Regions from separate parts of the Homo sapiens genome. Here regions 2 and 3 are each linked to region 1. A link is an interaction called in ENCODE POLR2A ChIA-PET data of the cell type or tissue named here. Cell type or tissue: GM12878. All regions are shown on one strand.

What was found. Peaks named below come from ENCODE experiments on the same cell type or tissue, not always from the same donor. Only the 100,000 strongest peaks of a DNase experiment are listed, where the experiment ranks them.
Region 2: POLR2A ChIA-PET joins it to region 1 with 6 read pairs; 3 of 35 experiments call an interaction of 5 or more read pairs at or near these places.
Region 3: POLR2A ChIA-PET joins it to region 1 with 6 read pairs; 3 of 35 experiments call an interaction of 5 or more read pairs at or near these places.

Annotation. Positions count from the first base shown.
Region 1 is chr5:134,538,049-134,546,048 of GRCh38, reverse strand. It overlaps JADE2 (jade family PHD finger 2), which reads right to left. Exons shown (of 12, transcript NM_001388185.1): 3 at 7,966-8,000. Among named protein-coding and RNA genes, the nearest start is that of JADE2, 16 kb to the right of the region's middle. RefSeq lists enhancers at 889-1,228, 1,489-1,588, 1,649-1,918, 2,019-2,248, 2,349-2,448 and 6 more. In GM12878, no CTCF peak of the experiment used is centred here; DNase peaks (open chromatin) are centred at 4,492 and 5,121; H3K4me3 peaks cover 3,549 bases; H3K27ac peaks cover 5,821 bases.
Region 2 is chr5:134,863,534-134,871,533 of GRCh38, reverse strand. No RefSeq gene overlaps it. Among named protein-coding and RNA genes, the nearest start is that of TXNDC15, 6.8 kb to the left of the region's middle. In GM12878, no CTCF peak of the experiment used is centred here; no DNase peak of the experiment used is centred here.
Region 3 is chr5:134,051,075-134,059,074 of GRCh38, reverse strand. It overlaps a transcript of VDAC1 not described here. Among named protein-coding and RNA genes, the nearest start is that of VDAC1, 50 kb to the right of the region's middle. RefSeq lists enhancers at 1-594, 6,686-7,261. In GM12878, no CTCF peak of the experiment used is centred here; no DNase peak of the experiment used is centred here.

The sequences.
Region 1 (8,000 bases):
GGAGAGAAGAGGCAGGAGGCTGGCAGGATTCTTCCAGGTGAAACTGAGAAACTGGTCTTGGTCACTGTCCCAAAGCCAATTAAAATGGCTTTGGCCAGGACAATCTCTCCTGGACATCTGTCTACACCAAAAGTCCCAACGTAGAGCTGGAAGTGGTGCCTTCTTCCTCACCCCTCAAGGAAAGTTTGAAGGTCTGTACTTAAAGAGCCAACCTCATCACAATTGTTTTCTGAGCACCTCATCTCATTAGAAATGACAGCTAACAGAGAAAGGTAATTGCCCTGTTAAGGCATGTCAGGTATTATGTTAAAGTTTTACATATATCGTGGCTCCTAATTCATATTACCCCCATTTTACAGATGTGGAGACTGAGATTCAGAAAGGTGAAACCACTTGTGTGAGGTCCCCACTGTCCTTTAACCACAGCAATACTGCTTGCAAGACACAGAGGGCTCTTCTTTTAAAAAATCTTTTCTGGGCCGGAACCTGATAAAGAGTTTCCCAGCCAAGAGCAAACTTATGCAGTTAAAATTCAGTATAAAACACGAAAGAAGGGCTATGAGAATAGCTACCCCCTGCCCAGTTGTGTTGCAAGCTACCACTAGGCTAAGTTCGTAAGACACTTAAAAAAAAAAAAACCCCACTCAACGTCTCTTTCTTTTATTTTCATGAGGATAACAGCACTTCCTGCTCTTAAAGAGAATTTATTACACACATTTCTTTTGCAAGACAAGTCCCAGAGGCCAGGAGGCCCTTCCAGCTGGCGGAGCAGCAACGTTTCCAACTATAGAAGTGGATCCTGCCCCCCACCCCAGAGAAAGGCAGTGTGAGTCTCAGAAAGCAGGCACTTAGCCTAGCGGAAGGGCTCGCCCCAACCCGCCTGCCTCACAGGGTAGCAAAGGAACTGCTGGTGGGCTGGAAACTTGGCTCAAAACCACAAGGGCAAGCACAAAACCTTTTTTTGGATTCTCCTGTTTTATCTATCAAATTATGGGCATTTTGCATTTTACTGTACCATACGCCTTCATTGTTCTACTATAAAATGGCATTTCAAACATCTGGATAACACCTCTGCTCCTCAGAAGGCATCTTATTTATCCTGTGGTTTGGAGCCCCAACACAATCTGGCCACCCCTGTCTTTACCCTTCACCCAGGGTAGAAGGAGGATTCCATTTTTAAAAGCATGGGTTGAGCTAAGAAGCTGCATCTCCACTCGCTGTGTTTTTTGGGGGAGTGGGGGGTGGCACTCCATATAGAGGGACTTTCAAGGACACTGGGTCTGGGGGACACCCTCTTGCTGGCAGCAGAGGCTTCTCTCAGGCCCCTTCCCCAGGGACTAAGTGCTACACATTGGTGAAGGGCCTCAGTGGTACATGCAACTAGGGATGTACTAATTTGTCACCACAGCCTATAGAGGAGCTGACAGCTGAATCCCCACTCCCACCATCCAGGCTTCCAGCTCAGGGTGGCCTGCTTTACCCGACACTCCCCACCTCCTGCCCCACTCACCTCTGGGGTTCCCTTCACCCCCCAGGGCTCCATGAGTCTCGGGAAGGAGTCACATCTACAGATCATCAACTCCCTGGGAGGACCCAGGGCAGAACTCTATGATAAGGGCTCTGAGGCTCACTCGCCTGGGGTCACAGATGTCCTCGGGCAAAGCCTGGGTGTTTTGGCAAAGCCAGGCTGCACCTCCCATAACAGACACCTTCCTGTGTAGCACCTGCATCCTGCTGACAAAGGACAAGCTCCCCAGGGACAGGGCCTGTGCTTTCTGTCCCCAGCACTGAGCTAGGCCCACTAGGTACTCTTAAGCACTTGCTGATTTTGATCAGCATCAGCAGCTCCCGGTCCAGAGACCCAGGCCTCTGCCCACTGGCTGACTTCTGGGGACTCTGACTTCCTGAAAATGCAGCTTTCTACCTCAAGACAGCCTGCTTGGGGAAACCCCCACCGCTTGGCCTGCCCTTCCGCCTGTGTCTCTGCCCAGGCCAGAGGAGGACACTACCTCAAACAGTAGCCCTCCAAAACATGCGGCTGGCCTCCAGGTCTCTCCCAGAACTGTCCTTCACACCTCCGGCAAGTCCGGGGTGGGGCAAAAATTTGTTAATTCCCCAGCCCCTGTGGGAAGGACATGGAGTGGTGGACTGCCCCCACCCACACTCCCTGACGTTGCTTAGATCTTTGAACCAGGCTGGAGAGCCTCCCTCCCTCTCCTTCAACCTAGCCACAGCTTCCACTCCCCACCCCCTCAAAAATACTCAAAGAAGCTTCCAGGGAACAACCAAGCCAGGAACTCCTGTTTTAGGCAAAGGGAAGGGAAAAGTCTATGGCAGTTGTCTTTTTGCTTTTTTTGCTTTTTTTTGTTTTTGAGACAGAGTCTTGCTTTGTAGCTCAGGCTGGAGTGCAGTGGTGCAATCTCGGCTCACTGCAACCTCCGCCTCCTGGGCTCAAGTGATCCTCCTGCCTCAACCTCCTGAGTAGCTGGGATTACAGGTGTGCATCACCATGACCAGCTAATTTTTAAAATTTTTTTTAGTAGAGACAGGGTTTCACCATGTTGGCCAGGCTGGTCTTGAACTCCTGACCTAGAGTGATCTGCCTGCCTTGGCCTCCCAAAGTGCTGGGATTACAGGCATGAGCCACCGCACCGGGCCTATGGCAGTTGTTCTTAACCCTGGATCCCAATAGCAGGTCTTGTTAAAAAAGTACAGGTACTAGGGGGCACAGTGGCTCACGCCTGTAATCCCAGCACTTTGGGAGGCCGAGGTGGGCGGATCACGAGGGCAGGTCAAGACAAGCCTGACCAACATGGTGAAACCCTGTCTCTACTAAAAATACAAAAATCAGCCAGGCATGGTGGCGTGCACCTGTAATCCTAGCTACTTGGGAGGCTGAGGCAGGGGAATTGCCTAAACCCAGGAGATGGAGGTTGCAGTGAGCCGAGATCACACCACTCCACTCCAACCTGGGCGACAGGGTGAGACTCCGTCTCAAAAAAAAAAAAAGAGTACAGGTACTGGCCAGGTGCGGTGGCTCATGCCTGTAATCCCAGCACTTCCTGAGGCAGGCAGATCACTTGAGGTCAGGAGTTTGAGACCAGCCTGGCCAACATGGCTAAACCCCGTCTCTACTAAAAATACAAAAATTAGCCCGGCATGGTGGCAAGTGCCGGTAGTCCCAGCTATTCGGGAGGCTGAGGCAAGAGAATCTCTTCAACCCAGGAGGTGGAGGTTGCAATGAGCTGAGATCACACCACTGCACTCCAGCCTGGGGAACCAAGTGAGACTCCATCTCAAAAAAAAAGGCCAGGCATGGTGGCTCACGCTTGTAATCCCAGCACTCTGGGGGGCCGAGGCAGGCGGATCACCTGAGGTTGGGAGTTCGAGACCACCCTGACCAACGTGGAGAAACCCTGTCTCTACTAAAAATACAAAAATTAGCTGGACGTGGTGGCACATGCCTGTAATCCCAGCTACTCTAGAGGCTGAGGCAGGAGAATCACTTGAACCCAGGAGGCAGAGGTTGCAGTGAGCTGAGATCGTACCATTGCACTACAGCCTGGGCAACAAAAGCAAAACTCCATCTCAAAAAAAAAAAAAAAAAAAAAAAGGTATAGGTACCTAGGGTGCTACTCCAGACCATGTAAGTCAGAATACCTGGGGTGGGGTGGTATTAAAACAATAATCTCTGCTCTGTAAATTCCATTAGATTCTCAGAGATGTGTTCCACAAAGGGTTAAGCACTAACAATGGCTACACCATTTAGTGAGCCAGGCAAGGCCAGAAACTCATTGTGTAAATTATTATACTAGCTCCCTAGGCCAGGCTCAGGACTTCAGGGCCAAAAGATAGATAGCTCTGTTGGGATGCCATAGGCAGCAGAAGACAGCAGGCTGAGTTCTCAGGGGCAGCTCCACCTTTTCCTTCTACTGCCTTAAGGAGCTCCCAGGGCAGACTTCAGGCTTTGCGCACTTCCACCAAAAATCCTAGCCCAGCCTCCCAAGAATCCCAGGGCCCATGCCTTCAGCTCTCAGCTCGGAGGCCCGCACTCACTCCCCCTTCACTCTGGCTGAGGGAAGGGCCAGCCATTGGGCAAGGGCCAGATGGGAAGCTGGGCCTCCAGGCCTTAGCCCTGTCCAGGGTCCTGACTCCTGGTCAAGTGCTTTCTTCAGCCCTGAGGCACCTCACTTGCTGTAGAGTGCCCCTTGGCTTGCGCCCTTAGGGTGCACTGGGAAAGGGCAGCCCCTGAGAGGTCATCAAAGGGCATCCCTGCCTATCCCACCCAAACCCAACCCCAGCCCTTTCATAGCTGTTGGATTCACTGTGTCCCCCACCCCATCATTGCCCACATTTAGAGATGAGGAGACAAGTGAACCACGAGTTCCATGGCTCTGCAGCCACCAAGGAGGGGCTTTCCACAGCACACACATCACTCCGTAAGTGTTCCCACTGGGGACTCCTGCCACACTAAGCAAACCACATGACCAGCCTGACAGCCACCCCATAGGCTTCATACTCCAGGGGATTGAGTAGATGGGGCTCCCAGAACCCCTTTCACCAGGGTATCCAAGGCCCAGGCTCAGCAGACCATAAAGGCCCCGCCCAAGCCATTCACAGAAAGAGAAGAGAGCAGTCCGTGAGATTTAGTGCAAACATTCTCTGCCGCCAAATCCTCGCTTTCATCTCTGCCCTCTCATGAGCCAAATAACTTGGAAGCGTTCATTGATGGTTTCCTCTCTGCCCCAAGATAAGTTGGAATTTATGCCGGCCACGGCTCAACCTTGTCACTTAGAGGACTAGGAAAACCTCTCAGGCTGCTCTCCAGCCTACTGTGGGAGGAAAAGCTTGTGCTGGGCAACAGTTCAAGGGTTCTGGGCGGGGAGGACTTCATTGGCCCTTCTAGAGCCCAGGACTTGAGGTGGGGAGGTGTCTCCCAGGCAGACCTCAGAGCCTGCGGAGGCTCCTGGGCTTGGACCCAGGGCCACGTGGAGCTAGTCCCCAGCAGGGTTGGGCATCGATACTTGTACAATGGGTTTGACTATTTTTAGGTGTGGAAAGGTACAAAGGCTCTGGGCTGGAAAACCCAAGAGGCAGGGGAATTTTCTGCCCCATGCAAATTGCTCTTTCTTCTCAGCCTCCGCTGACACCTGTTTCCTCCCAGGCAGGCCTGATCCTTGGTGCAGATGGCAGCCTTGCGCCTGGGAGGTGGCCCATCCTCCCACTGGAGATTGGAGGAAGCAGAGCAAGGGCAGGAGACTGGCTTAAGTTCCCCCTGGAGTCAAGGAGATAAGCCAACCCTAGGAACTCCCCAAAACTCCCCATCCCACTTCAACTTGAACAGCTACAACAAACAGGAGATAGGTGGGATTCTCGAAAGACAGGTTCTTCATGTCTGAAATGGGCACGACAATTCTTGCCTTCCAGGACCAGGAAGGCACATAAAGGTAGCTACTGTTTTACTACTTCAACCACAGCAACTGGGGAGTCCCTGTAGTTCTCAAGACTGGGGTGAGGCTAGGCGCAGTAGCTCATGCCTGTAATCCTGACACTTTGGGAGGCCAAGGTGGGAGGATCGCCTGAGCTCAGGAGTTTGAGACAAGCCTGAGCAACACAGTGAGACCTTGTCTCTACTGAAAAAAAAAAAAAGACAAAAAAAAAAATTAGCCAGGCATAGTGGTGTGCACCTGTAGTTCTAGCTACTCGGGAAGCTGAGATGGGAGGATCACTTGAGCCTGAAAGTTTGAGGCTGCAGTGAGCCATGATTGCACCACTGCACTCCATCCTGAGTGACAGAGGGAGACCTTGTCTCAAAAGTAAAAAGGAAAAAAAAAAGACCGAGGGTGGGGAAGGTCCCAAACAACCAAGAGCCAGCAGGGCTCCCCAAGGCCCCACCTGCCTTTTGCTTCCTTGGCTGCGCTTAAGCACATCCCATCCCCCTACCAAGCAGGGCTACCCCAGGAGGGCAGTGAGAGCTTCAACACTGTCCCACCCCCACCTCCACCTCACCTCCAGCACTGCATTCCCCTCTCTTAACAGCATTCCCAGAGAAAACACTGTCTATACCCTACCCACCATGGGGCCATGGAAGTCAGGCTTGGGGGATGGGGCATCAGGTCTCAAAGAATCCCAGCCCCACCTCCCCAGGGGAGAGTCCTAGAGGAGGGCAGCTCCTGGAGGAGGCAAGGCGGAGTCCTTTTTCAGATGCAAGCCTCTGCAGAAGCCCCCCTCCAAGGGCTGGCTAAAGACAGTGGAGCCAGGACTGCATCTGTGGTGAGGTAGCATAGAGGAGGGGCCAGCATGGAGCAAAGACATCCTCTCCAACCCATGACGAGGGCCCCGCCACCAAACTCTGGGCCTTTCTGCCCTTGGCATTGTGAGCCCCAAGGATTTAAGGTCTTGGCTAAATGACCTTGCGATCCTCACTTTCCTTATTTTCAACAGGACTGAGAAATTCTGGGCTAGTTTTAATGATTAAAAAGGAGTGTCCAGCCCCAGTGCCTGGCTACTTCTTGGCTGTAGTACAGTGTCCTACTTAAGAGCCAGGATTGGCCGGGCGCGGTGGCTCACGCCTGTAATCCCAACACTTTGGGAGGCCGAGGCAGGTGGATCACCTGAGGTCAGGAGTTCAAGACCAGCCTGGCCAACATGGTGAAACCCCATCTCTACTAAAAATACAAAAATTAGGCCGGGCGCGGTGGCTCATGCCTGTAATCCCAGCACTTTGGGAGGCCAAGGCGGGCGGATCACAAGGTCAGGAGGTCGAGACCATCCTGGCTAACACGGTGAAACCCCGTCTCTACTAAAAAAATACAAAAAATTAGCCGGGTGTGGTGGCGGGCGCCTGTAGTCCCAGCCACTCGGGAGGCTGAGGCAGGAGAATGGCGTGAACCCAAGAGGCGGAGCTTGCAGTGAGCCGAGATCACGCCACTGCACTCCAGCCTGGGCAACAAAGCAAGACTCCATCTCAAAATAAATAAATAAATAAATAAATAAATAAATAAAATAAAAATAAAAATACAAAAATTAGCTGGGTGTGCTGTGTGCACCTGTAATCCCAGCTACTCGGGAAGCTGAGGCAGGAGAGGCATTTGAACCCAGGAGGCAGAGGTTGAAGTGAGCCGAGATCATGCCACTGCACTCCAGCCTGGGGAACAGAGAGAACCTCAGTCTCCAAAAAAAAAAAAAGAGCCAGGATTAAGACCCTCCATCTCTCCATCTCTCCAAGCTTCTGCAGCCCCATCTGTGCCAAAGGCTTCTTCTGTGGTCAGTGCAATGAATACCTTGTGGCATTAGCACTGAAGACCTACAAGAAGGAGCAATAAGGCCCTAGGGTGGGAGTTTTCAGGGACCCCAGAAGGAGGGTCCAGGTGTCCAGGAGTCTACCCACCCCCAGTGCGCTTCTCAGTTCCAGAGGCCATAAACCTCTACCTGCTGTAAGAAACATCCCAGGTCAAAGTAAGGAAGGCTTCAAATGCAGATGCCTGTGAAATGGGTATAAGGAACCTATGACTAATTGGATGGCTCTGAGGACTCCACCCCTTATCCCTGCACCAGCAAATCCTTATCACTCTTGGCTCGGCCTCCAAAATGTCACAAACCCTGCTGCTTCTCATTCCACTGCTACCACCCAGCTCTAAGCCACCACTATTTCCCTGCTGGATGACTGCAACTCTCCCTTCTCTCACAGCGGCCAGGGGGAACTTTCACTAAAACATCAGGCTGTGTCATTACCCTGTCTGAGATCCTTGAAAGGCTTCTCCCCTTGCTCAGTTCAATAGGAACATCTTCACAACAACCTGGAAGGCTGAGGGAAACTGGCCCCTACTCCCCTTCATTCCACTCGGCCACGCTGGCCTCCCTCTGCACTGCCCGTGCCCTCTGCCAGGAATGCTCTGCCCCAGTCTCCGCAGGGCAGCTCACTCTCACTCCCCACAGATCTCTGGGAAGCTCATCACTACCCACCTCGGAGGGCTTCTTTTCGTTCTGTCGGGGCCAGC
Region 2 (8,000 bases), 330 kb before region 1:
TTGGGAGGCCGAGGCGTACTGATCACCTGAGGTCAGGAATTCAAGACCAGCCTGACCAACATGGAAAAACCCCGTCTCTACTAAAAATACAAAATTAGCTGGGCATAGTGGCTGCATGCCTGTAATCCCAGCTACTCAGGAGGCTGAGGCAGGAGAATCGCTTGAAACCGAAAGGCGGAGGTTGTGGTGAGCCGAGATCACGCCATTGCACTCCAGCCTGGGCAACAAGAGCGAAATTCCATCTCAAAAAAAAAAAAAAAAAAGAGAATGTAATTGGATTACTTGTAAATCAAGGATAAATTCTCGAGCGGATGGATACTCCAATCTCCCTGATATGCTTATTTCACATTGCATGCCTGTATCCAAACATCTCTGGGCCAGGCGCGGTGGCTCAACCCTGTAATCCCAGCAGTTTAGGAGGCCAAGGTGAGCAGATCACTTGAGGCCAGGAGTTCGAGACCAGCCTGACCAACATGGTGAAACCCCATCTCTACTAAAAAATACAATAATTAGCCGGGCATGGTGGCCCATGCTTGTAATCCCTGCTACCCAGAAGGATGAGGCAGGAGAATCACTTAAAACCCGGGGGGTGGCCGGGTGCGGTGACTCAGTCCTGCAATCCTAGCACTTTGGGATGCTGAGGCTGGTGAATTGCCTGAGCTCACGAGACCAGCCTGGGCAACACGATGAAACCCCGTCTCTACTAAAATACAATAGAAATTAGCCAGGCATGGCGGCATGTGCCTGTAGTCCCTGCTACACGGGAGGCTGAAGCAGGAGAATTGCTTAAACCCGGGAGGCAGAGGTTGTAGTGAGCCAAGATCAGGCCACTGCACTCTAGGCTGGGCAACAGAGTGAGACTCCGATTCTTAAAAAAAAAAAAAAGAATCCCGGTTGGGTGGAAGTTGCAATAAGCCGAGATCCTGCCACTGCACACCAGCCTCGGCAACAGAGCAAGACTCTGTCTCAAAAAACAAAAACAAAAAGAAACTCATTTATTCCATAAATATATACACCTACTATGTACTGGCAATTTTTTTTTCTCTTTTCTTTTTCCTCGAGACAGAGTTTCACTCTTGTTGCCCAGGCTAGAGTGCAATGGCGCAACCTCGGCTCACCGCAACCTCTGCCTCCCGGGTGCAAGCTATTCTCCTGCCTCAGCCTCCCGAGTAGCTGGGACTACAGGCATGCGCCAGCACGCCTGCCTAATTTTGTATTTTTAGTAGAGACAGGGTTTCTCCATATTGGTCAGGCTGGTCTCAAACTCCCGACCTCAGGTGATCCACCCGCCTTGGCCTCCCAAACTGCTAGGATTACAGGCATGAGTCACTGCACCCGGCCAAAAAATTTTTTTAATAATTTAAAAATTAACAAAAACAACAACAAAAACTACCAGAGATAATAAGTGAGTTTTGGAAGGTTGCCAGATAGAAGGTCACTATGCAGAAAACAGACTATATTTATATATGCTACCAAAAATCAAAAAAAACTTCTATTCACAGTAGCATCAAAAATAATAAAATATCTAAGACTCAATTCAACAAAAGAAGTTCAAGTTTTATACACTAAAACATAAAAAACACGGCTGAAAGAAATCAAGACAGATGAAAATCAGTGGAGAGACATACTATGTTCTGGATTGAAAGACAATATTGTTATGATGGCAATTCTGTCCAAATTGATCTATAGATACAACTCCTAAAAAAATCCTAGAGATTTGTAGAAATTGACAAACTGATCCTAAAATCTATATGAAACAACCAAAATGATTTTGAAAAAGTAGGAAGACTTACATTACCTGATTTCAAAACTTTAATTAAACTACAGTAATCAAGACTGTGGTATCGGCATAGGTATTAGCAGACAGATCACCAAATTAGACAAGTTAGCCCAGATATACACCTACACATCTACAGTCAACTGATCTTCAGTAAACATGACAAAGCAATTCCAGATGGAAAGGATAGCCAGTGCAGTGGCTCACACCTGTAATCCCATCACTTTGGGAGGCCGAGGCAGGCAGATCACGAGGTCAGGAGTTTGAGACCAGCCTGGCTAACACAGTGAAACCCCATCTCTACTAAAAATACAAAAAATTAGCCGGGTGTGGTGGCGGGCGCCTGTAATCCTAGCTATTTGGGAGCCTGAGGCAGAAGAATGGCATGAACCTGGGAAGCAGAGGTTGCAGCAAGCCGAGATCGCACCACTGCACACCAGCCCAGGTGACAGTGCCAGACTCCGTCTCAAAAAAAAAAAAAAAAATGGAAAGGATAGTCTTTCCACCAAATTGTGCTAGATTAATTGGATAGACACACACACACACACAAAATTAACAATGGGTAAAATTTATGATATGTAAATTATACTTCAATAAAAAGAAATAGCCGGGCGCCGTGGCTCACACCTGTAATCCCAGCACTTTGGGAGGCCGAGGTGGGCGGATCATGAGGTCAAGAGTTCGAAACCATCCTGGCGAACATGGTGAAACCCCCGCCTCTACTAAAAATACAAAAATTAGCTGGGCGTGGTGGCTCACCCCTGTAGTCCCAGCTACTCGGGAGGCTGAGGCAGGAGAATCACTTGAACCCGGGAGGCGGAAGTTGCAGTAAGTGGAGATCTGCCACTGCACGCCAGCCCGGGCAACAGAGCGAGATTCCCTCTCAAAAAATAAATAAATAAATAAAAATAAAAATAAATAACAACTAAAAAACATTTTTAAAATGCTGGAACAGTTAGGACAATTTTAACACTAGATGCTTGATACTTATAAACATTGTTGATTTTTTAAATTGTAATAGTGGTACTGTGCTTATGCTTTGAAAAAAGTCTTTAGGCCAGGTGCAGTGGCTCACGCCTGTAATCCCAACACTTTGGGAGGCTGAGGCAGGCAGATCACGAGGTCAGGAGTTCGAGACCAGCCTGGCCAACATGGTGAAACCCTGTCTCTAATAAAATACAAAAATTAGCCAGGGGTGGTGACTGGCACCTGTAATCCCAGCTACTCGGGAGGCTGAGGCAGGAGAATTGCTTGGACCCAGGAGACAGAGGTTGCAGTGAGCTGAGATCATGCCACTGCACTCCAGCCTGGGTAACAGAGTGAGACTCCAACTCAAAAAAAAAAAAAATAAGGCTTTATTTTTAGATATATGTACTAAAATATTTTAGGATAAAATATGACTTGGAGAATTTGCTTCAAAATAACTGAGGGGGACAGGGAGTGGGTGGGGCTATACATGCAAATAGATAGGTTTTGAATTTTTTTTTAATTTTTTTCTGGCTTTTATTTCAAAAGCAGGTATACTCATGAAAGGTCTTAACTTTTTAATTGCTAAAGCTTGGTGATGGACACATAGAAGGTCATTATACTCTATTTTTGCTTTTTGTATATGTTTGAAGTTTCCAAAACAAATTTTTTTAACACAACTTAAAAAAAAAGCCCTCTTTTTGGCATTTTTCTGACAGCCCTACAGTGAGTTACTCTGAAAAAATCATAATCTGCTTCAGTCATCATTCATTCTGCACCTGGCATAATGAGGATGTAATAGTACTTTGCAGTTGTTTTTATTTTTATTTTTTATTTTTGAGATGGAGTCTTGCTCTGTTGCCCAGGCTGGAGTGCAGTGGCGCAATCTCGGCTCACTGCAACCTCCACCTCCTGGGTTTAAACAATTCTCCTGCCTCAGCCTCTTGAGTAGCTGGGATTACAGACACATGCCAAAATGCCTGGCTAATTTTTTTGTATTTTTAGTAGAGACGGGGTTTCACCATGTTGGCCAGGCTGGTGTTGAATTCCTGACCTCAAGTGATCCTCCCACCTCGGCTTCCCAAAGCGCTGGGATTACAGGCGTGAGCCACTGCGCCCAACAGTTATTTGTTTTTATTATGTGACAGAGGAAGCACACCAGCCATTTAAGTAGCTCCCAACATTATTTAAAAGCCACTATCAGCTGGTCAAGGTGGTTCATGCCTGTAATCCCAGTACTTTGGGGGACCCAGGCAGATCACTTGAGTCCAGGAGTTCGAGACCATCCTGGGCAATGAGGCGAAACCCCTGTCTCTCCAAAATATACAAAAAATAGCCAGGTGTGGTGTTGTGTGCCTGTAGTCCCAGCTACTCAGGAGGTTGAGGTGGATAGATTGCTTGAGCTCAGGAGGTAGAGGTTGCAGTGAGCCGAGATCGCACCACAGCACTCCAGCCTAGGTGACAAAGTGAGACCCAGTCTCAAAAAAATAAAAACGAAAATAAAAGCCACCATCATCATCATTTATAAATGACTTTTTTTTTTTTTTTTGAGAGAGAGTCTCACTCTTTCGCCAGGCTGGAGTGCAGTGGCACGATCTCGGCTCACTGCAACCTCTGCCTCCCAGGTTCAAGCAATTCTCCTGCCTCAGCCTCCTGAGTAGCTGGGACTACAGGCAAGCACCACCACGCCCAGCTAATTTTTGTATTTTTAGTAGAGACGGGGTTTCACCATGTTGGCCAGAATGGTCTCAATCTCTTGACCTTGTGATCCGCCCGCCTCAGCCTCCCAAAGTGCTGGGATTACAGGCATGAGCCACCGCGCCCGGCCTATTTATGAATGATTTTTTAATCTGATACTTCTGAGCTTAAAGAGAATAAACACAATAACCAGCTTTTTCGGTGAAATCGTCTAAAAATTCACCTAAGGCTTAGGAATAGGCGGATGGACTGTAGTTTCACTTGCTATGCACTAAAATCATTAGCTAATTTATGAGATAAAACATGTTTAAAATATCAGAGTGAATAAAAATTGACATTACATGGTTTAAGTTTTACACATCTTAAGACGTTTGTTTCCTCTTTCTTCCTTTTTTTTTTTTTTTTTTTGAGATGGAGTCTCGCTCTGTCACCCAGGCTGGAGTGCAGTGGTGCGATCTCCACTCGCTGCAAGCTGTGCCTCCTGGGTTCACGCCATTCTCCTGCCTCAGCCCCCCTGAGTAGCTGGGACTACAGGCGCCCACCACCATGCCCGGCTAATTTTTTGTATTTTTTAGTAGAGACGGTGTTTCACCGTGTTAGCCAGGATGGTCTCGATCTTCTGACCTCGTGATCCGCCCGCCTTGGCCTCCCATAATGCTGGGATTACAGGCGTGAGCCACCGCGCCCGACTGGCATTTGTTTTGTAATACGAGTTCCTTGAGGATACTGACTTACGTCTTGTTTGATATGGGAGCTGCCACATTGTAGAGCAGATGCTCAGAAACTATTAAGGTTTGTTGAATTGTTAAGTCAACTGAAAACATAGAAAATTATTACTAATTAGGCCGGGCACGGTGGCTCACGCCTGTAATCCCAGCACTTTGGGAGGCCGAGGCGGCGGATCACAGGGTCAGGAGATCGAGACCATCCTGGCTAACACGGTGAAACCCCGTCTCTACTAAAAATACAAAAAATTAGCCAGGCGTGTTGGCCAGTGCCTGTGGTCCTAGCTACTTGGGAGGCTGAGGCAAGAGAATGGCGTGAACCCGCGAGGCGGAGCTTACAGCAAGCCGAGATGGCGCCACTGCACTCCAGCCTGGACGACAGAGCCAGACTCCGACTCAAAAAAAATAAAAATAAATAAATAAATAAATTACTAATTAAAATGGGTTTCTACTTAAAATATATCAGTATCTCTATGTATAAGAGTAGTTCCTTTTTGCCCCATACCCTCCATCAGATATAAAAATAATGTCCACTTTCACCTATAAAGGGTAGATTTTGGGCTAAACTAGAAAAAATATCATGTCTTTATATAGGCAGGGGTCATCTTAACCTGTCATATTTGGCTTGGATACACTCCTAACCACCTCCCCTCACCTTCTGTGCACATGCATGCAGGCACACACACTGCTCCATAGACTAGTTAATACTATGTTGCCACTCAAGTCAGAAACTGGGCGTCATCTTAGACTCCTCTTTTGTTTATTCCTGGCACCAAGTTTTATTACTTCTATATATCTCAGTTCACAATTTGTCCACTTCTTTCTTCCTCACTTTCCCAAACCTAATCTGAGTAGCTCATCCAAATGAGACTTTACTACTGTGCCTGACTCTGACCTCTGCTCCTCCGAGCCAACCTAAGCTATAAATAAGAGCAAGTCATGACCTTATTTAAATTTTTCCAATGGCTCGTCATTTGTCCTCAGAAGAAATCAGAAACTCTTTAGACTGATTTTCAGGGCTCTTCTATGATCTAGTCTGTTTCATCTCCCCTTCCCAGCGCGTGTTCATTGCCACCACCTACCATACACATTTACTTGCTGAAAGGTCATTCATGCTTTCCAGGCTTTTGCGTGTGTTTCCTTTCTTTAACAGTCTCTTCTTTCCACATACCAATCTCTACTCTTAGCTTAAATGTTATTTCTTTTTGGTTATTGTTGGAACCCCCACTCTCACCCACCCCCATTTACTCCAGAAATAGTAGTAGTCATCATATATATGTTTTTTGAGACAGAATCTTATTCTGTTACCCCGGCTGGAGTGCACTGGTGCAATCACAGCTGGGCTCACTGCAGCCTCAACCTCCCAGGGTCAGGGAATCCTCCCATCTCAGCCTCTTGAGTAGCTGAGACTACAGGCACAAGCCACCAGGCCTGGCTGATTTTTGTTGAGATAGGGTTTTGCCATGTCACCCAGGCTGGTCTCGAACTCTTGGGATCAAGCAGTCTGCCTGCCTTGGCCTCCCAAAGTGATGGAATTACAGGTGTGAGCCACAAGCACCTGGCCTTTCATATTGTATAAACTCTTCACTTGTCCAGACCTTTCACTAGACTATAAACCAGGAAGTAATCTAGTGTACCCAGAATAGTGCTTGGCTCAAATACGATATTCAAATCTTTGGTGAATTAACAATTTTTTAAAGGTAACTAGTAACAATTTAGTTTCAAAAACCTCAATTTGGTTTCATGTAATCTGTAGGTATGTGTGCTTCTTCATTCCACCCCAGTCTCCACCTACAAACCTTTACCTACAGATATGTGGTAGAGATTGCCATTAAAATCCATTCTCTCCCTCCACATTAATAACTGGACCTGGTTGTTCAAATAGGGACTATGCTTCCCAACACCTCTTGCAGCTATACGTAGCTTCACCTTATTTGCCTAATAGGGCTTGGACTTCCATAACTCCTCTCATCAGACTGGGTAAAATGAAGGCAACTAATCTTAGAAGCCATGTTTTTGTTTGTTTGTTTGTTTGTTTGTTTTTTTGAGACAGAGTCTCGTTCTGTTGCCCAGGCTGAAGCGCCCGGCCAGAAGCCATGTTTTGAAATTGGCAACATCACTGTGAGCTTAGGTCCTTGAAATTCTGCATGGAAAGCATAGGACAGTTATATGAGAAATATGCTAATTTTATCAGAGCCACAGCATTTTTTTAATTAAGAGAAGGGGTCAGCTGGGCGCGGTGGCTCACGCCTGTAATCTCAGCACTTAGGGAGGCTGAAGCAGGTGGATCACTTGAGGTCAGGAGTTTGAGACCAGCCTGGCTAACATAGCAAAACCCCATCTCTACTAAAAATACAAAAATTAGCTGGGTGTGGTGGCAGGTGCCTGTAGTCCCAGGTACTCGGGAGGCTGAGGCAGGAGAATCACTTGAACCCGGGAGGCGGAGGTTGCAGTGAGCCGAGATTGCGCCACTGCACTCCAGCCTGGGTGACAGAGTGAGACTCTGTCTCAGAAAAAAAAAAAAAAAAAAAAAAAAAAAAGGAAGGGGTCTTGCTCTGTTGTCCAGGCTGGAGTGCAGTGGTATGATCCCAGCTCATTGAAGCCTCAAACTCCTGGACTCAAGGAGTCCTCCCACCTCAGCTTCCCAAGTAGCTAGGACTACAGGCATGCACCACCACATCCAGCAATTTTGGGGTCTCTTTGTTACAACTATAATTACTGTAAGGACTAACTGCTACACAGGATATAAATAGGCAGGTGAAATGGAAGACTTAAGATATTCAGAAACACAATGTTAATCTAATAAAGATTAAAATTTCCCATAACATGAAAAA
Region 3 (8,000 bases), 490 kb after region 1:
TGCCGACCATGGGTTGGCAAGCCACAATCTAGGCAGTGCTGAATCACTCTGGCTTGCCTGTTCTGCTGGCATGCAGGGTGCATAGCCTCTGCATTGGCACGCGGGCATGAGGAGGCGGTTATTGTAAAGCCCACCCTTGATGGCTGGGTGGAGTTGGGCTCAGCTCCTGGGGAGAGGGCAAGGTGGGGCCAGGGACTGTCTGCTGGGGCTGCAGTTCCCTGCAGAGAGGCTTGTGGAGAGGCCTTGGAGTGCCGGTCACGTTGCTGTGTCAGGTTCAGACACCCTCTGCCTCAGGAAGGCCCTGCTTGCTCAGGTCCCCTCAGTCCCTGGGAATGATAGGCTCCATCTTTGCTCTGTTCCCTATCTGGCCCTGATTAGAATGCAGTTTGCATGATCAAGGCTGGTGCAATGCATGGTCTGCCTAAGGTCTCTCAGGTGGCCTTAAGAGTCAGAGTCCTTGGGCCGGGTGCGGTGGCTCACGTCTGTAATCCCAGCACTTTGGGAGGCCAAGGCAGGTGGATCATGAGGTCAGGAGATTGAGACCGTCCTGGTTAACACGGTGAAACCCCTTCTCTACTAAAAATACAAAAAAAATTAGCCGGGTGTGGTGGCGGGTGCCTGTAGTCCCAGCTACTTGGGAGGCTGAGGCAGAAGAATGGCGTGAACTCAGGAGGCGGAGCTTCCAGTGAGCCGAGATTGCACCACTTCACTCCAGCCTGGGCGACAGAGTGAGACTCCGTCTCAAAAAAAAAACAAAAAACAAAAGTCAGAGTCCCTGGCTGGCCAGGGACAGCCCGGCTGCTGACCTGGGTCCGCTGGCCACTCACTCAGCCTTTTTATCATCATCAGCTTACAAAACAAGGACAGAAGTCAAAATAGTGAGAAGCAACTGGGCGTGGTGGCTCACACTTGTAATCTCAACACTTTGGGTGGCTGAAGCAGGCAGATTATTTAAGGTCTGGACCAGCCTGGTCAACATGGTGAAGCCCCATCTCTACTAAAAATACAAAAATTAGCTGGGCATGTGGCGGGTGCCTGTAATTCCAGCTACTTGGGAGGCTGAGGTGGGAGGATTGCTTGAGCCCAGGAGGTGGAGATTGCATTGAGCCAAGATCATGCCACTGCACTCCAGCCTGGGTGACAGAGCAAGAACTTGGTCTAAAACAAAACAAAACAAAACAAAAAACAGTGAGAAGTACCTTTTATTTTTGTCTGCCCATCAGACTGGCAAAAAATTTAAAGGACTAAAAATATCCAGTGTTGAAGCGAATGTAGGGAAATGGGTACTGCAATGTGGCAGGGGCAAGGGGGTCAAGACTGTTCTGAAGGGCCATTTGGCAGTACCTGTTAAAATTCAAAAGACACATATCCTTTTTTTTTTTTTTCAGATGGAGTTTCGCTCTTGTTTCCCAGGCTGGAGTGCAATAGTGCAATCTCTGCTCACTGTAACCTCCGCCTCCCAGGTTCAAGCAATTGTTGTGCCTCAGCCTCCCAAGTAGCTGAGATTACAGGCATGAGCCACCACACTTGGCTTATATAGATATAGATATAGATATAGATATAGATATAGATATAGATATAAATTTTTTTTTTTTGAGACGGAGCCTCACTCTGTCGCCCAGGCTGGAGTGCAGTGGTGTGATCTTGGCTCACTGCAACCTCCGCCTCCCAGGTTCTAGCAATTCTCCGGGCTCAGCCTCCCAAGTAGCTGAGATTAGAGGCGTGTGCCACCACAGCCAGCTAATTTTTGTATTTTTAGTAGAGATGGGGTTTCACCATATTGGCCAGGCTGGTCTCCAACTCCTGACCTCAAGTGGTATGCCCATCTTGGCCTCTCAGAGTGCTGGGATTACAGGCATGAGCCACCGTGCCCAGCCTTCACTTGGCTAATTTTATATTTTTAGTAGAGACAGGGTTTTACCATGTTGGTCAGGCTGGTCTCGAACTCCTGATGTCAGGTGATCCACCTGCGTCGGCCTCCTAAAGTGCTGGAATTATAGGTGTGAGCCACTGTGCCCAGCCAAAAGACACATATACTTTAGACTCAGCAGTAAACTTCTGAGAACACTTCATATAGAAAATCTTGGGCCGGGCGTGGTGGCTCACGCCTGTAATCCCAGAACTTTGGGAGGCTGGTGGAGAGGGGGGAGCGGATCACCTGAGTTCAGGAGTTCGAGACCAGCCTCAACATGGAGAAACCCATCTCTACTAAAAATACAAAATTAGCCGGGCGTGGTGGTGCATGCCTGTAATCTCAGCTACTCGGGAGGCTAAGGCAGGAGAATTGCTTGAACCTGGGAGGCGGAGGTTGCGGTGAGCCAAGATCGTGCCATTGCACTCCAGCCTGGGCAAAAAGAGCGAAACTCCGTCTCAAAAAAGAAAAAGAAAAACTTACACAATAATACAAAAACATTTTGCAATCCCAAGAATAACACAAAACACAAAAAGTTATGTTCAAGAATGTTCACTGGGGCTGGTGCAGTGGCTCATGCCTGTAATCCCAGCACTTCGGGAGGCCGAGGCTAGAGGATCACTTGAGCCCAGGAGGTGAAGGCTGCAGTGAGCCATGATCGCACCACTGTACTCCAACCTGGGCAACAGAGATAAACCCTGTCTCAAAAAAAAAAAAAAAAAAAAAAATTCAGTGCAGCTTTGTTGGCAATTGTAAAAAAGTAAAAAAGGCAACAGCCTTAATGTTCATCAATACAGTGATGTACACACTAGGCTACACATAGCTGCACATCTTTATGTACTGATTTATGCAAAAATCATATCTTGTAAGGTAAAAATAAATCACAGACCCCTAGATCTTTTTTTTTTTTTTTTTTTTTTTGAGACGGAGTTTCACTGTTGTCGCCTAGGCTGGAGTGCAATGGTGCTATATCGGCTCACTGCAACCTCTGCCTCCCCGGTTCAAGCAATTCACCTGCCTCAGCCTCCCGAGTAGCTGGGATTACAGGTGCATGCCACCACGTCCAGCTACTTTTTGTATCTTTTTAGTAGAGATGGGGTTTCACCATATTGGCCAGGCTGGTCTCAAACTCTTGACCTCAGGTGATTCACCTGCCTCAGCCTCCCAAAGTGCTGGGATTACAGGCGTGAGCCACCGCGCCTGGCCAATCTCTGGATTTAATATGATCTATTTAGGTAAGCAAGTTCTCTCTGTGTGTGAATGCATGTGTGCTTGCACGCCCATAGGAAAGGTCTGGAAGGATGTTAATGGTGCTTGTCTCTGGAAGGGGCTGATAACAATTGAGATAATGGGAGACTTTCACTTTTTAATCTATATAGTTTACAGGCATGTATTTACTTTTAAAGAAAAAAAGACAATTAAAAACAAAATAAGCAGCCGGGCGCGGTGGCTCACGCCTGTAATCCCAGCACTTTGGGAAGCCATGGCGGGCGGATCACCTGAGGTCAGGAGATCAAGACCACGGTGAAACCCTGTCTCTACTAAAAAAAAAAAAAAAAAAAAAAAAAAAAAAACATTAGCGGGGCGTGGTGGCGGGCGCCTATGGTCCCAGCTACTTGGGAGACTGAGGCAGGAGAATGACAAGAACCCGGGTGGCGGAGCTTGCAGTGAGCCGAGATCGCGCCACTGCACTCCAGCCTGGGTGACAGAGCGAGACTCCATCTCAAAACAAACAAACAAACAAACAAACAAAATAAGCACTTGTCCTCACATGTCACGAGGACCAGAATGCATGTACATGTATTTGTGCACGCCTGAGACACGGGGAAATCTCCTCCAAGGCTGAAAACTCTTCCCATGCCCCCCTTCCTCAGATCAAATCACCCCATAGCCACCACAGCGGGGTCCAACTGCCATTCCTAAGAAACAGACATCCCATATCCACCCTACACCCCACCCCTGTGGCTTCCTGGGGGCCACCTGCCCCATCTCCCAGAGCTGCCAGCCTGTCTCCTTTGTGGCTGCTTCCCACTCTGTCTATCCAGCATCCCCACCCCATGCAGCTGAGCTGTGGGCACCACCAGGGCAGCCATCCTGCCTTCTTTGCTTTCCGTTTATGTGCACAGAGAGGGGACTCAATCAATGTCTGGTGATCGACATATGACTGAACAATAAAGGAACGACCAGAGTTACACTGGGTGGGGACGGACCTCTGAGGTCACCTAGCCCACTTGCCTACCTGATGCCCAAATGCCCTCTGCTCGCCACCTCTAGCAATGGGGCAGTAACCACATTCCCAGGCAGCTCAGTCGCCGCTTCCTGTGGTAAGTGGTTCGTCAGGTTAATCAGGAGGAGGGCCAGTAACTGAGGCACTTCCCAGTTTGGCTGAAAGACTGTGGTCCAGTTGGGCGAGGTGGCTCACACCTGTAATCTCAGCACATTGGGAGGCCAAGGTGGGCGGATCACCTGAGGTCAGGAGTTCAAGACCAGCTTGGCCAACATGGTGAAATCCTGTCTGTACAAAAATACAAAAAAATTAGCTAGGCATGACGATGGGCGCCTGTAATTACAGCTACTCCGGAGGCTGAGGGGGAGAATTGCTTGAACCTGGGAGGCAGAGGTTGCAGTGACATAAGATGGCACCACTGCACTCCAGCCTGGGCAACAGAGCGAGACTCCATCAAAAGAAAAAAAAAAAAAAAAAGGAAGGAAGGAAGAAAGAAAGGAAAATAAAAGAGAAAAGAAAAGAAAGACAGACTATGGTCAGTTCTCAACAGGGAGAGTCTAGAAGCTTGCCAGGGTGAAATGAACTACCTCCATTTCTCCAGCCAGGAGAGCCCTGAGCCGCTGCACCTTGTTCCTGCCTGCTGGAGATTCATCCAGTTCCAGCAGGGCAGCCCCGCCCTAGCCACCATGCTGGCAGAGTAAATCAAGCATTAAAAACAAACTAATTAGTACTTCAGGGCAGTTTCATTCAAAAAATTACCACACTGAGAAGGTGTCTCATTTAGAACCGACTTAATTAAAAGACACCTTGTAAATTCCTGCAACAGATGAGGACAGTACTTTCCAGAAACGCCATAATTGAAATGTTTTACTGCTTATACCAAATGGTTATTAAATCCTTAATATCATAATTCCTTAAGAATGCCATTGTCAGTGACAAACAGCAGCTTGCACAACAAAGGAGCTGATTGTTCCCTCCTCTGGCCTGTAACCCACAGGAAGTCATAACGTAAGACTTCTCTGTTGCTGTACTTGGTTCTTTGCATTTTTAATGAGTAGGAGTAAATGCCAGCTCTGGGAGGAATCCACCATAAAGATAGAGAATGGAAAGAAGCCCTGTTTCTGACTTGTTGACTTGTGGTTTAGGGAAAAAGGCATCTTCCCTAGGTGAAGGCAGGCGCTGGTTGACTGCCGTATGGGTGGGCTGCCCTGACTGGGTAGCACAGAGATGCTAACTAAGTTGCCCAGCAAAGTGGAGGCTGGAGAGAAAGTCCCACCCATGCAATGTGGAATGGCCCGGAATGGGGCTGAGGGGGACAGGATGGGGTGTCCATAACCTGTTCTGTTTCCCCCCAGGCTTCCTCCCAGAGCAGCTGCCCTGGGGTGAGGTCCTCCGGGTCTGACTCCATGCAGGCTGCGCTCAGTGCTTCCTCCTGCAGGATCCTCCTTCCTGGCGCCTGCCCCTGGCACGGCTCACAGGAGCCCTAGACAATGATGGAGGGTTGGGCAATGGGTCCATTGACCCACAGCAAACTGACAAAATGCAGAGTATCCCCAGGCATGGTGGGTGCGGGTTGGAAGGGGGTTGTTTGTAGAATGGAGGGCTTTTCAGAAGGAACTGAAAGCCATCTTTTTGCTGACTTGCTGGGTGACCAGGCGAGTGGCATGGCCACTCCATGCTTCATTTTCCTCATTTAAAAAGAAAGTGGTGTTAGCAGGGCCTGGATTTGGAGTCAGTCTGATCTGAATTCAAACCCTGCTCAGTTATGCACTGTGGTATTTGGGGCTTCTGTTTCTTTTATTTCTTTCTTCTTTTTTTTTGAGACGGAGTTTCACTCTTGTTGCCCAGGCTGGAGTGCAATGGCGCTATCTCAGCTCACCGCAACCTCCACCTCCTGGGTTCAAGGGATTCTCCTGCCTCAGCCTCCCGGGTAGCTGGGATTACAGGCGTGCACCACCACGCCCAGCTGATTTTGTATTTTTAGTAGAGACAGGGTTTCACCATATTGGTCAGGCTGGTCTAGAACTCCTGACCTCAGGTGATGGCCCACCTCGGCCTCCCAAAGTGCTGGGATTACAGGCATGAGCCACCGCACCCGGCCAGGGCTTCTGCTTCTTAACTTTGCAAAGTTGGGGGAGCAACAGTAGCTCCCCACAGCATGGTGTCGGGGCTAAATGAGCATGTGTGTAGAGCACCTAGCACAGCGCCTGGCCCATGGCAGTGCTCAGGAAGTGGACTGAATAGGGGAGGGAGAAGCATCTTTCCTTTTAACCTTCTAGGTTCTCAGCAGGGACCCATAACAAAAGACAGCTTAACAAGAGAAAAGCATGCAAACTTATTTAATATAAGTTTTGGTTGAGCACGGTGACTCATGCCTGTGATCCCAGCACTTTGGGAGGATCACTTGAGCCCAGGAGTTCGAGACCAGCCTGGACAACATGGAGAGACCTTTGCCTCTACAAAAAAATACAAAAATTAGCCAGGCGTGGTAGCATGGGAGGATTGCTTGAACCTGCAAGGTCGAGGCTGCAGTGAGCCAAGATCAAGCTACTGCATTCCAGCCTGGGTGACAGAGTGAGACCTTGTCTCAAAAAAAAAAGTTTTACATAACACAAGAGGCTTCATAGAGAAATGAAGACCTGAAGACAGTTAAACCTGCGTTTTGTACCAGGTTTAATGAAGAGTGGAGAGTTGTGGGAAAAGGTGACAGGACAAAAGAGAATGAGGTCAATCAGAGTAGCAAACTGGGCAAAACCAGGAAAGCTTGACCCTTCAGATTTCTCTTTGTCTTCAGAGGTAAGAAGATGCATCTTCCTTTCCCGCTGGTGGAGGGAGGGCGCCTTTCAAATGAGGGGTTATGACCTGCTTCAGGGGAAGGTCAGAGAGTCCTTCTTGCTTGTACCCGCTGTTGCTCAGATTCCTTCAGCTTAAAATATTCGGCCTTATGCAGTGGCTCACCCCTGTAATCCCAGCACTTTGGGAGGCTGAGGTGGGCGGATCACCTGAGCTCAGGAGTTCAAGACCAGCCTGGCCAACATGGTGAAACCCCGTCTCTACAAAGATACAAAAATTAGCTGGGCATGATGACAGGTGCCTGTAATCCCAGATACTCGGGAGGCTGAGGTGGGAGAATCACTTGAACCTGGGAGGTGGAGGTTGCAGTGAGCCGAGATCGTGCTATTGCACTCCAGCTGAAGCAACAGAGCAAGACTCCATCTCAAAAAAACAAAAAAACAAAAACAAAAACAAAGCCAAAAAAAAAAAAAACAAACTGCCCAGGCACTAGGGGTAGTGTGTCCTTAACCCTGTTGATTGGTATTGATGATTAACATCATTTAATATCTGTAAGAAGAGAGATATGGAACAGATGGTGTCACATCCAGGTATTGAGCAAGGGGACTGGCTGACTCACTCAACAAGGTTCTCACAAATGATCAAGCTCACAGAAGGGCACTGCCTGAAAGGAAAAGGCAGTGGAAGAAGCTCTGGCCCCAAACCAAAATGCAAGTGACTCTGTAGCAGTCTTTTGTTTGAAGAACGTTGGTTAGTCTGGTTGCCCTAACCTGCAGAAGCATCCCAAGGCGCCTTCTTCACTGTAGCCCAGGCCTAGCCCACTGTGGGTGCTGCCAGAGCTGCTGTGGACTCTGAGAGCGGGCTCAGCATCAGAGCTGGGTTGGGACCATTGCAATCTGGAGGGCTGTGGGAGAGTTGGAGTTAGGGCCTGGCCCCCCTGGCTCCTGGGCAGTGCTCCTTCTCCATCTCACTGTCTGTACAGTCCAGACAGCTGTTGGCCCACAGGGTGCCTTCAAGGAAACTGGAAGAAGGTGCTCTGTCCTCCTCTAGCTGGAGGGCATGGGGTGG